Linked DNA regions of Homo sapiens: region 2 is linked to region 1. The links are chromatin contacts, found by Hi-C or POLR2A ChIA-PET in ENCODE. All regions are on one chromosome and are shown on one strand. The core of a region is the stretch at or near the end of the contact, and the rest is flanking DNA. Distances in the headings are between cores, read along the strand shown.

Region 1 (6,234 bases), core at 1,941-4,440:
AATTTAGAAATGGCTGAATTTACTCAAATTTAATTTAATTTAGATTCAAATGAGTATAGTTGATTCACTGCTAGGAAAATTATCAAAAATAAGCTCGTTTCCTCATATCACGTAGATAATTTAAATTTATATTAGAAATGTATTATTTTAAGTGATATATGTCTGTATTTCCAGGAAATTATGAAGTGTTTACGTCCTCCCATGCATTTGAACACATTGGCTACAAATAGTCATTCCTATTAATAATAACCTTGCAAGAAAAAAATATATGGTATTCTACATTGATTTACATTATTACATAAGACAACTTTCAAGATTCCCTGGTCATGATCACATTTTAAAATATGCGATAACATGATGTATCATTGCTTTTTCCATATCAGTGTACATTAAAAGACATATAATAGCACTCTAAGTATGGTTCCTAGATCTGTAGCATCTAGAAACTTGATAAAAATCAACTTCTCATACTTATACCTAATAAGCCAGAAACACTAAGGTCAGGACCCAGTAAACTGTGTTTAAAAAGCCCTCAGGTGATTCTTATCCACACTAAATTTAAACAAATCACTGACTAACCAAGGCTATCTAGAAATACCATCCTTTATTCATTCTAATAATTTATCAAGAAAAGACATTTAATCAGCACACTTCGCTAATTAAAACAATCTCAGTGAAAGACAATATTACCTATTTATGGTCACCTCAAGAAAAGGTATAGAAGCTAACATGGGAAAGGTAGCTGACATTCTTTATCTGAAGTAAAACAGAAACTTACATGTTAAATGATAATTCTGACTCCTAACATACACCACCTATTGTTCCACAATTCAAACCATGCAAGTTTTCCTTATTTCCAACAAATGAAACAATCATAACATTACTCTCAATTTACCTGTCTCCCTTCATACAACTCAGGAACATGTTCCAACCACATTAAAATTTGCTTATTTGTTTTCCTCCTACTACTCATTAATGCAATTTGCCATCTTCTGCTAACTCATTCCTTCCACTACTCTCAGCAAATTACTTTGATCATGAATTAGCAAGGCTGGACCTCACGCTCCCTTTGCAGGAATGGAAAGTGTCATCCAATTCAAGAAATAATGATTCTCATCATTAAGCCAACCCTCCTCCTACCACTCCACCAAAACACACACACACACACACGTGCACACACGCACACACGTGCACACACGCACATACACGTGTCATCTCTTCCAGAGATTCTTATTTTCAGGGGATTTATTTTAAGTCATCTGTGAAGTATCACCCCACAAATGAGGTTGTTTGGATGGGCTGGGCCAGCAACTACCACTGCATTCTCTAAGTTGCACCAAACATCTGAAGGTAAAAGACCCCCTGTCAACACTACACCTCAACATATCTGGCACTAATTCCCTATTTTTCTCACTTAACTGCTTATTTCTAATCTAATTCAGTTAGTAGGAAAGGAAAAACTCATTTTTCTCAATTCATCCAACATATCGCTAACTGCCTGGATCAAGAACACTAAGAGAACCAAACAAATCTGAGAGGTTATAAATACACTAACATTTCTACCAGAAGAACAGAGACTCAAAGGCAAGAACTATAAAATAACTTATCTACCTCACTTTTAGAAGAATGTTCATTTCTCTGAACCCCAACAGCTTTTCACTATAAACCAGTCATTTGTCATGTGATCACAGTATCAACACCCACATCATTAATATGTACATATGTATACACAAACACATAACACATACAGAATTTATCAACTAAGATAACAACTAGAGAATAAGATCTTGCTATATTCAATGTTCATGGTATATTTAATATAGGCTTTTCTAAATTACCTTCTTATTCACCATTCCTCCTTCATAATAACGACTTATAGGCAAAGCAAAAGCACCTACTCATAGAATGTCAATCACAGATAATGAAAGACCCATCAATCATACAAGCAAAAAATAGAGTACAGAATAATGTGAGATTAGAGATGTGATTCAAAAATTGCATGGTGTTTAGCAAATCTTTTAATCTCCGTGGGGCTCAGCATCAAAAACTATATAATGCCAATTTCATCACCTTAACTGAATCTAAGAGTCAAAATTAAATCTCCACCTACGTCTTGTAAAGATACAGCAAAGGGTTAACTTAATTAAAAGTAGAATTAAATTAATCTCTGGAAATGTAACTTAAGCATTCTGCTAAATATATAAATTACGTCTCCTCTCAAACCAATGTCTCAGCCACAAACTAGCAATTTCTCAATTATATGCCAAATGGAGAAGCTGCCTCAGTGACAGAAACATGCTCATGAAACTTTCATATAGGGTTGGAACCGGGTGATGCAAGCAACAGGGTTAAAAAAAAAAAGAGCATAGGAGCTCCTAAGTACTTATTCTCTTGAAATGATCACTTGAAATGCATAGTAGAAATAAGCAAAGGTGTGGCTGGGTACGGTGGCTCACGCATGTAATCCCAGCACTTTGTGGGGCTGAGGCGGGTGGATCACTTAGAGACCAACCTGGCAAACATGGCAAAGCCTGTCTCCACAAAAGCATACAAAAATTAGCCGGGCATGTTGGCACATGCTTGTAATCCCAGCTACTCTGGAGGCTGAGACAAGAAGTGCTTGAATGCAAGAGGCGGAGGTTGCGGTGAGCCAAGATCATGCCAAAGATGAGACATACCAATGCAGTGAACATAGAACACACTCTACAAAACATTAACTGTACTAAAGGATCTAGAACCAACTTCCTTGTATTGCACTGGAAAAACCTACAACACGCCATTATCCTTAACCTGTACTGATAGGAAAAACCATGTGAAATTTAGAGTCTAAGAATTTATGTTTTGAGTATTTGTATCCTGAGTCCTTAGACTGACAGTAAGGCTGGACTTCAGAGTAATCACGTTGAGCTTTACTTCATCATGCTCAGTAAACACAGCTCATCACAAATCCAGCCCAGGTCTTTCCCAATGTCTTTCCCATCAACTAGTAAAAATACGTAAAAAAATAAATTCCTGCAGATAGTGTATCTCTACCCATAAGGACAGTCCCTGGCCTGGAAGAATAAATGATAAGAGTTTTATGTGACAATGGATATAAAACAACAGTAACAACAACAGTGTCATTCAAAGCACACAGAATTAAGGGGAATTATGAAGAAAAAGACACACACAGCAATCTACATGAAGGAAACAAACGCGGGCGCGCATACACACACACACACACACACACACACACACACACACACAGAGAGAGAGAGAGAGAGAGAGAGAGACAGCAATCTGCCAGTCGGGTCTCACAGAGCTAAATACAATGACTATTTCCACTAGCAAACTGTCCAAAGAACTGAAACAGAAATACACTAATGCCACCACAGATACTATCGACAACTTGCTATTCTCCCCAATAATTAAATGTAAACCAATTTTAGGACTAGAGTACACTGAAAACATGCATCAAAAAATTCTAGAGTTAAGTGTAAACAAATGGTATAGAAAGACAGAGGACAGACAAATAAAATCAAGGCTGGCACAACGTAAGAAACACAAAGTCCAAAGAAAGGATTCTGAAGGAGGTCTAAACTACTAACTTCTCTGACAAGAAACCAAAGTAGCACAGTAATGCAATCCAGATTTTCTCATGAGAACCCACACTATTATTCCTGATACATATCTCCGAAACATGAAATCATAGATTTCAGGAACTGTATCATTTCAACTCAATTTTTGCTACCAAAGAACAAATGATGTAACATAAAATGAAAATATCTATACAAACAAAACATCCAAAAGACAGGAAACAGCCCGAACAATTCAGATGTACAACCTAACCCTCAAGGTCACTGTATTCTCATTAGTTCAACAGAAAATGATTCACATTAACTAAACATCAAGTTCAAATGTGAGCCTCCTTCTTGATTCTTGGGCACTTAGTATGGACCTCGCTTTTTAAGTTGAATCGGCTCAGCAAAGCAAATTAACCCAGCCAAGTTTTTCCTACTAATCATTTCTACACTGTACTAGTTCTTAAAACTCATGGGCAAGCAGGCATTGTGAAAAAGGATTCCAGTGACCCACACAGATGATACTGAAAGTGGAAGAGCTAGAAGAACTGTTTCTCCATGTCTGCAACCCCCTTCTTATTGTACAACCACCTGATCCCTTTATCAACATATACTTCTACAACATTCCCCACCTCTTTACTTTATATTGGCTTAATAAATACATCCTTTGAACTTTATATCTCATTTTTTTCTTTTTTTTTCCAGACGGAGTCTCACTCTGTCACCCAGGCTGGAGTGCAGTGGCATGGTCTCGGCTCACTGCAACCTTTGCCGCCCAGGTTCAAGTGATTCTCCTGCCTCAGCCTCCTGAGTAGCTGGGATTACAGACACACACCACCAAGCTTGGGTAATTTTTGTATCTTTGAGACAGGGTATTGCTATGTTGGCCAGGCTAGTCTCAAACTCCTGATGTCAGGTGATCCACCCAACTCAGCCTCCCAAAGTGCTGGGATTACAGGCTTGAGCCACCATACCTGGTCTCAAATATTTCTATTGAATTAAATGTTCCCCATCTCACCATGCAAGAGAGGACTTCTCACTCCTGTAAACTCAAATAGCAGTTGCTGATTTCTATTTTTTTTTTTTACCTTGAGATGGGAGTCTCACCTCTGTCACTCAAGCTGAATGGAGTGCCATTGGCGCGATCTCGGCTCACTGCAACCTCCGCCTCCCGGGTTCAAGCAATTCTCCTGCCTTAGCCTCCTGCGTAGTTGGGATTACAGGTGCCTGCCACCACGCCAGGCTAATTTTTGTATTTTTAGTAGAGGTAGGGTTTCGCCATGTTGGCCAGGCTGGGCTCGAACTCCTGACCTCAGGTGATCCACCCGCCTCAACCTCCCAAAGTGCCGGGATTACAGGCATTTTAACAACAACCAAATAACCCCAAAACCATACCCAAAAATACACTGTAAATATCATCGCAAGGTAGTAAACAAGTGCTGGTAAACACTAAGTAACTCAAATGACCTCTATCTGGGAATGGCTGACTACACGGTATAAACGTATGGAGTCAGATATCAGATAGGCCTAGATTCTGATGAGATATTGTCATAAGGAAGTAACTATAAAATACCTAAAAACTTGTTTTCTAACATAAAAAAAATTAGTACCTGGCACAGTGGCTCACACCTACAATACCAGCTGAGGCAAGAGGATGGCATGAGGCCAGGAGTTCAAGACCAGTCTAAGCAACATAGTGAGATCCCAACTCTAAAAAAATTAGAAAACTAAAATTAGCCAGGCATGTTGACACGCGACTGTAGTCCCAGCTACTCTGGAGGATAAGGTGAAAGGATCGTTTGAGCTCAGGTGTTCAAGGCTGCAGTGAGTTATGTTAATGCCACTGAACTCCAGCCTGGACTGTGAGATACTGTCTCACTATACAAAAATTAGCAATGCTGCCTCATTCATTCACTTAATATTTCTTAAACATCTATTGTGTGATAGGCTCTGTACAAGTTAATCAACTGCACACAGCTGAAGAAAAAAGAAAAAAAAGCAACTGTCCTAAAAAACCAACAGTATTCATTTAAAGGCAGGTACTATACTCACTGTGTTCCATAATATATGCTCCATAAATATTATTCCTCCTCCTTCCTGGACATCACTTAGAACCCTAGAACTCTGGCACTTTTTTTTTTTAATCCGAGAGGTGGTCGTCTCATTTTTACACATCCTTGTTTCCATCTCACCAAATGCCTCTGCCTTCCGTGATCCAAGGATAAGTTTCCTTTTAGCTTTCGACAACGTACAACATGTAGAAAAAAAAAGGAACTCAGAATATCTATACAAATAAAAAAGGGTATCTGAGCAACTAGCAAAGTGCAATACTACACCTGCCATTTTTAAGTATTCAAAGTTTTCAAAACATTTTCTGCAGAAAATCTTGAAATCGAAAAGTCTAGTGAGGCACACTGACTGGATTTCAGAGTGTCATTTTTAAGCTCAAATTTTGAAATCATTATGTTCAGACAAGGTCCTGTGTCATCATGAACCTAGCCAAGGCCTCTGCAATATATGCTTATTTCTCTTTATAAGGTTATTTTACCTGAGCAGTTTACGTTTCTGTCCTAAAAGCACTTAATATGATTTTCAGCCTCGTTGTGACACTACTGAGTAGGATCCACACTGACGACACATCAAATTTTAGCGATCTGATTCTCTCTTCCTTTCA
Region 2 (6,256 bases), core at 46-2,545, 130 kb before region 1:
TATCACGAAAAAAAGAACTGAAAAAATATCTGGACATAAGAAATTAAAAGTCCACTGGATGAATCAATCATATAAATAAAGAGCTGACACATAATGGTCTTATGGAGGCAGATTCAGTTTTGGGCTCGGATTGCCGAGGAAGACCTGTTGTGACCACTCGTCTTTAACTCCCCAGAACTGTATCCACCCTCAGCTGGCTCTCAGATGGGTTTTCATGCTATTTAACTGGAAACAAATGTCATCAAACTCAAGAAGAGCAAGATCTATTAACTCCTTCCATCCTAGGCCTGTTTCCTATAAACATGCAGTTCCCTGCCCACATACCTGCAAGGGTGTCCAAGAGACCACAGGTAGGCATGGAGAGCCACTGACCAGGGAGTAGGTTGTCAGCTCATTCTCTGGAGTTTTCTTTAATTCATTCTTTTGCTTCCTGACAAGTCAATAAACAAATTTAGTAATATTTATCACAATGTGGTAGCTTACAATTCTATTTTCAAACATACTTTCCCCAACATAATTTTAGCTAATATTTCTAAGACAGGTATTTTATAAATGTTGTTTTTATCGTATCTGAAAGTTAAGGCAAGGGCATGGACAGTTTTGCTTCCCTAGGGGCTCTATCATCACCTGACATAAAAGAAAAAGAGAAAAAATAACATTTTAAGAAAAAAAATGCAACTAAAATACATACATCTGTATGTTAATATAAAATACACACACACACACACACACACACACACAATCTAATTTAACAATGAAACATTCAGGAAGAATGGGTATCCTGTGCTGGGAAAACACGGAGGTTGCTAAGCCCTTTGTGTGTCACGTGCACAGGCTTCAAATACGCACTGCCCTCCCTTTACCCTATAAGGTCCAATGGACACAGAGAGTGGCCAGCTAATGACTACGTTAGTAAGATAAAATATTCCCATTCTATTAAGACTGAGTGTTATAAAACAAAATTTGTACCATTATATACAGAGCAATACGATCATGGTCTATTAGCACCCAGTGAAGCCCAAGGAAAGCTTCTAAGAATTCCACTGGTGAAGGACATGTTTCTAGCTCAACAACTTTCATAAGACCATCTTCACAAAATATACATTTCAATAATTTCTAAGTATCTGGAAAGGTTGGATTAAACTAAGGTACTCTTTTTTAAAATAATAGTCTAAAATTTGGCCCAAAACAATAATCTAGTGAAAGGCAATATTTATGTGCAATAATCAGGACTATCCTAACCACTCTTCATTTAAAAGACATACATAAATAAAATATCTTGATCTATGATTTGGAAGAAAGCATGTAATACAAAATCATTTTCAACAGCACCAATATAACTAGAAAGTCTAGATATGATAAAATGATGTAACTCTATTCAGAATAGCCTCATAACAGTGGCTTACATGTGATTTACTGATCTCAGCCCTGTTGATTACCTAAGGGACAAATGTAAAACTGTGCATATCTCAAACAGATGTGCTAATAACCTCTGAAGCCATCTGCAAAACAATCCATCATAAATTTTACCAAATGTATTTACAGGTTTTCTTCAATTGTCCTGTCCCTGTCAACCATTAAGATATCTTGAAATTACAGATTCATGTAAAAGTGTAATGTCTTAACTTTACAAAAAAAGTTAAGCCAAGAACATATAATAGTTAAAACGTGCATTTGTCTTCTGAATAAAAACATACTGATACAAGGCTACTGTTTTAATTCACTCTGTTGTCTCCTGACAAGTTAATAGACACATTTAGAAATATTTATCACAATGTGGTAGCTTACGATTCTATTTTCAAACATACTTTTCCCAAAATAATTTTAGCTAACTTTTCTAAGACAGATATTTTATAAATGTTTTTATCACATCTACATCTTTTATCATAGAATAGCATACATGTAGTAGCTCTAGATAATCTGAGTCCAATAGAACTTTCTGTGGCAAAAGAAGTGTCTTATAATTCTATTCTGTAATATCAATTATGTTGATAATACATGGTGTAGAGTAACTTGAGAAAAATCACTAAATGGGTAAAGAGTGCAATCAGCGTGTTTCAGCCTATCACTAACTGTGTTAGGGACAAGTTCTCATTTTATTTAATATAGTATCTTCAAGATAGAGAGCACCTTTTCAATGATTAGGAGAGATATAAAATAAAAATAAAGATAGTATTACTTACAGGTCCTGAGGGGTATATGGCATGCCTGGAGTCCACACGCAGAGGTCAGGGAGCGAGAGAGAGAGAGGGAGAGAGAGGGAGAGAGAGAGAGAGAGAGAGAGAGAGACACCCAGGGGCCAATGCCCTTATTGGGTCAAGGGTACTATTCAAACAGGTTTTCTGTGGAGACTTTTAAGTGGTGGGTTTAAAGCAAGCAGGCAAGAGTTCCCTGGGGTCACACTGTGACTGGGAGGTGGACACTGGTTCCATGAGGGGTGTGGGGTTCCAGGGTCTTGTCAAGTAGATTGCATCAAGCTGTCCCATGATGAAGTGGTCCAAAGGAGGCAGTTGGATAAGGCAGCTATCTGGACCAATCACACTGAGGAACGAGAAGGAGGTGTAGAACTGGAAACTGTGCAAAAGTGAGTAAGCCTTGCTTCTGGTATAACAAAGTTAAACTTATACTCAAGATGGATGCCGAGGCAACATAAAATTATAAGAATTCACTACATGCTTCCAATGCCCATACCCAAAAGGACACACTGCTCAGGCCTCAGGGACATTCTCTCAATCACACATCTCATTCTAGCCCAATTTCATCTTCATTCCCAAAAAGGAGAAACTGTTCAAACATTCTTGATATCCAATACCTTTCTGCTATAAGCTAAGCAGAGAAATGTCAAACATCCTAGAATCTCTAGGAATGAAAACCATGGAGGACTCACCATGTGATTAATGTTGATATATGATTTGATTACAAGAGGCTTCCCAAAATAGATCAAATTATTGCCTAGTTAAAATAATTCCCCACTGGCTACAAACATACTTGCCAGGCACAGTGGATCATGCCTGTAATCCCTGCACTTTGGGAGGCCAAGGAGGGCAGATCACCTGAGGTTGGGAGTTTGAGACCAGCCTGGCCCACATGGTGAAACCCTGTCTCTACAAAAACACAAAAATTAGCGGTGTGTGGTGGCACGTGCCTGTAATCCCAGCTACTTGGGAGGCTGAGGCAGGAGAATCGCTTGAACCCTGGAGGTGGAGGTTGCAGTGAGCCAACATCGTGCCACTGCACTCCCGTCTGGGCGATAGAGCGAGACTCAGCCTCAAAAAATATATATATATTTTCTTACTGCTCCTTGCAGAGCAGGGCTAACCCATAGACAGCGTTCCCAGAGTAGCCCAAAGATAAATTTAGAATGAGTGATATTGCTACGGGATCTTCTGGAAACCTCACAGAGATGAGCACTGAAGCCAGTGAGAATCAAAATGTCAACGCTGTGTTGTTGAGTTGTAAGTGCAATGAGAACTTTGTTTTCCTTCATAGCTCTCCCCTCAAGAAAGCACAATGCAGCAAACAGCGACATTCCTGATCCAATCTATAGGGTCAGTAGTGATGTTGTCTCCATCATTCCTAATTCTAATGATCTGTGTCAGTCTAGCTAAAGGATTGTAAATTTCACAAATCTCTGCACAAACCCAACTTTTGGTTTCATGGATTTTTCTCTGTATTTTGTCTGGTTTTTTATGTCATCAATTTTTGCTCCAATCCCTATTGTTTACTTCTTTCTGCTTGCTTTGGATTTCATCTTCTAGTTTAGTCTTTTTCTTGTTTCTTAAGGTGGAAGCTTATGTCATTTATTTATCTTCCCTTTTTTTCTGATACAGTTATTTAAAACTATAAATATCCCTCTAAGCATGTCTTTAGTTGTATCAAATTCTATGCAAGATGTTTTCTGGATTCCTTTTATTTTTTAGACAGGGTCTCACTTTGTCGCCCAGGCTGGTATGCAGTGGTGCAATCTTGGTTCAATGCAGCTTCTACCTGCTGGGCTCAGGTGATTCCCCTACCTCAGCCTCCTGAGTAGCTGGGACTACAGGCATGCACCACCATGCTCAACTCATTTTTTGTATTTTTTTGTAGAGATGGGGTTTTGCCATGTTGCCCAGGTTGGTCTTGAACTCCTGGCCTCAAGTGATGTGCCCACCTACGCCTCCCAAAGTGCTGGAATTACAGGTGTAAGCAACCACCCCCGGCCTTTCTAGTTTAATATATATATTTTTGACCAATGGGCTCTGTAAAGTGTGTTAATTTCCAAATATCTTGTGACCTCCAAATTTATTTCTGTGTTGATTTCTAATTCCTCTATGGTCACACAACATACTCTACATGGTTTCAATCTTAAATTTATTGAGTACAGTTTTATAGCCTAACATATACTCTATCCTGGAGAATGTTCCAGGTATGCTTGAAAATAATTTGTATTTCTGTTGTTGGGTGAAGTTTTCTCTGTCTGTCTGTCTGTCTGTCTAACTGTCTATCTATCTATCTCAGGTCAAATTGGTTGACAACATTGCTGAAGTATGTTGTAACCTCAATGATGCTCTATCTAATTGACTTATCACTGATTAAGAAGAGGGTATGAACAAAAGCTTTTATTGTTGAATTGCCTATTGATCCCCTCAATCATGTTAAATTTCAGTGTATGTAGTTTTGGGCACTGTTGTTAGTGCTGATATGATTGTAATTGTTACATATTCCATATTAACCCTTCTATCATTAAATACTATCCTTCTTCCTCTCTAGCAATACTTTATCTTAAAGTCTCTTTTTTCTGATGTCAGAATAGCCACTTCTGCTCTCTTCTGGATTCGCTGGATATAGCTTTTTCCATCTTTTTACTTTCCAACTATTTGTATCTTTTGTTCTAAAGTGTCTCTTCTGTAGACAGCGTATAGTTGCTCATGTTTAAAAAACAACGGAATTTCCTAATCTCTTAAAAATTTAATATAATTGTCATATGGCTGGGTTTATGTCTGTCATTTTCCTATCTGTTTTCTATATGTCTTATTGGTTCCTCTGTTCATCTTTAACTGCCTTCTTTTGTGTTAAACAGATCTTTTCGGTTATTCTATTTTAATTCTTTGGTTGTTCTTTTAATATTTTTTGAATTGTTTTCTTACTGGTGGTCCTAGTGTTTATAAAATACAACTTAAATGATCACAGCCTCCCTCAGATTAACAATATATGTGTAACATGGCCTTTTATATGACTTGAAATCAATTTGAGAGAAGCAATTCTATTGCTCAGTCCAGATTTCCAAAAGATACTGAAGCCATCATCAATCCAGGCATGTTTATAAAAGGGACTGTGAGCCTGAGATAGGAGACAGACACTACACACTAACAATTCTGTCACACTTGGACACAATGACACCATCACCACACTAAGTCATAGAGACCAGGATACAGGAACGATGATCCAGCCACATGGCTGACTACCATTATCATTGGAATGTTATAGTTCCCTAAGAAGAATATTCTCTGGACAAAATGCTTACTGTGAGAATTCCCACTGGCCTGTGAGCATGGAATGGTATAATTATTTCTGATACTTTCTGTCATATTTCAAGGGCAATGTTTAAACTCTTTCATATGACATTCACATTTTGGTCTACATGACCTGTGGAAATGGAGTAAAAATATGGGAAGATGAGAAATATACATGTCCATTTGTCAAATATGCATAAGAAAGGAGGCTTCACTATGTATCTGCATATAAAATGTACTAATTCATTACTCTACTAGGATGTCTCTGATATTATTCAAAATATAAATTGTGCAAAAATTCTAGGAGAGGAAAAAAGGCCTCAAATAACTCACCAGGTTATTAATGCCTTACAGTGTTTGGTTCAACAGACTTTGTAAAAAAAATTCTAAGTTATTTAATAACACAACAAAAATAATCCAGGGAATTACATGTATTAAAAATTGGATGTTAACCTTGCAGTGCATCGTTTTGATCTTTCCTGGAGAAAGAAGCTGGTGCAAATGACAAAAACAGTACTTCTTTGGTGTGGAGGTGAGAATTCCAAGCGGCAAAATGTTGTCTTCCACCAATATCACTTCCAATCTATAAAGGGGAAATCAGGGAGTTGAGAAACAAAACATTCCTAATGGAATATTTAGTAACAAGAGGTTGGTTGTAAGGAATTCACCAGAGATGTTCACTGGACCATCTGTATGACAAGAACAATACTCGGTACTTGAAACATGACAGTATAGAAATAATTTTTTCTGAAACATTGGTCTCA

What was found. Hi-C counts contacts between places; a loop is a spot of excess contacts on that map. ChIA-PET counts read pairs that join two places held with the same protein, here RNA polymerase II (POLR2A). Pooled maps may share reads with other maps.
Region 2: a pooled map of psoas muscle shows a loop between it and region 1 (2.3-fold over the local background). The contact joins the promoter of IPW here to the promoter of PWAR5 in region 1. A Hi-C loop is called at or near these places in 4 of 168 maps with a recorded cell type or tissue (IMR-90, Right ventricle myocardium inferior, adrenal gland and 1 more) and 6 of 50 pooled maps. POLR2A ChIA-PET finds 5 or more read pairs at or near these places in 1 of 52 experiments (OCI-LY7).

What each region holds. Positions count from the first base shown.
Region 1 is chr15:24,981,816-24,988,049 of GRCh38, reverse strand. PWAR5 (Prader Willi/Angelman region RNA 5) reads right to left here and starts at 3,190. Exons shown (of 1, transcript NR_022008.1): 1 at 1-3,190. SNHG14 (small nucleolar RNA host gene 14) reads right to left here. Exons shown (of 148, transcript NR_146177.1): 15 at 5,613-6,234. It overlaps PWARSN (Prader Willi/Angelman region RNA, SNRPN neighbor), which reads right to left and starts at 6,056. Exons shown (of 1, transcript NR_022011.1): 1 at 4,260-6,056. It overlaps SNORD64 (small nucleolar RNA, C/D box 64), which reads right to left and starts at 2,950; the gene lies at 2,884-2,950. It also overlaps SNORD107 and SNORD108.
Region 2 is chr15:25,111,584-25,117,839 of GRCh38, reverse strand. IPW (imprinted in Prader-Willi syndrome) reads right to left here and starts at 1,295. Exons shown (of 3, transcript NR_023915.1): 1 at 325-1,295. It overlaps SNHG14 (small nucleolar RNA host gene 14), which reads right to left. Exons shown (of 148, transcript NR_146177.1): 58 at 5,946-6,075; 59 at 2,184-2,541; 60 at 325-430.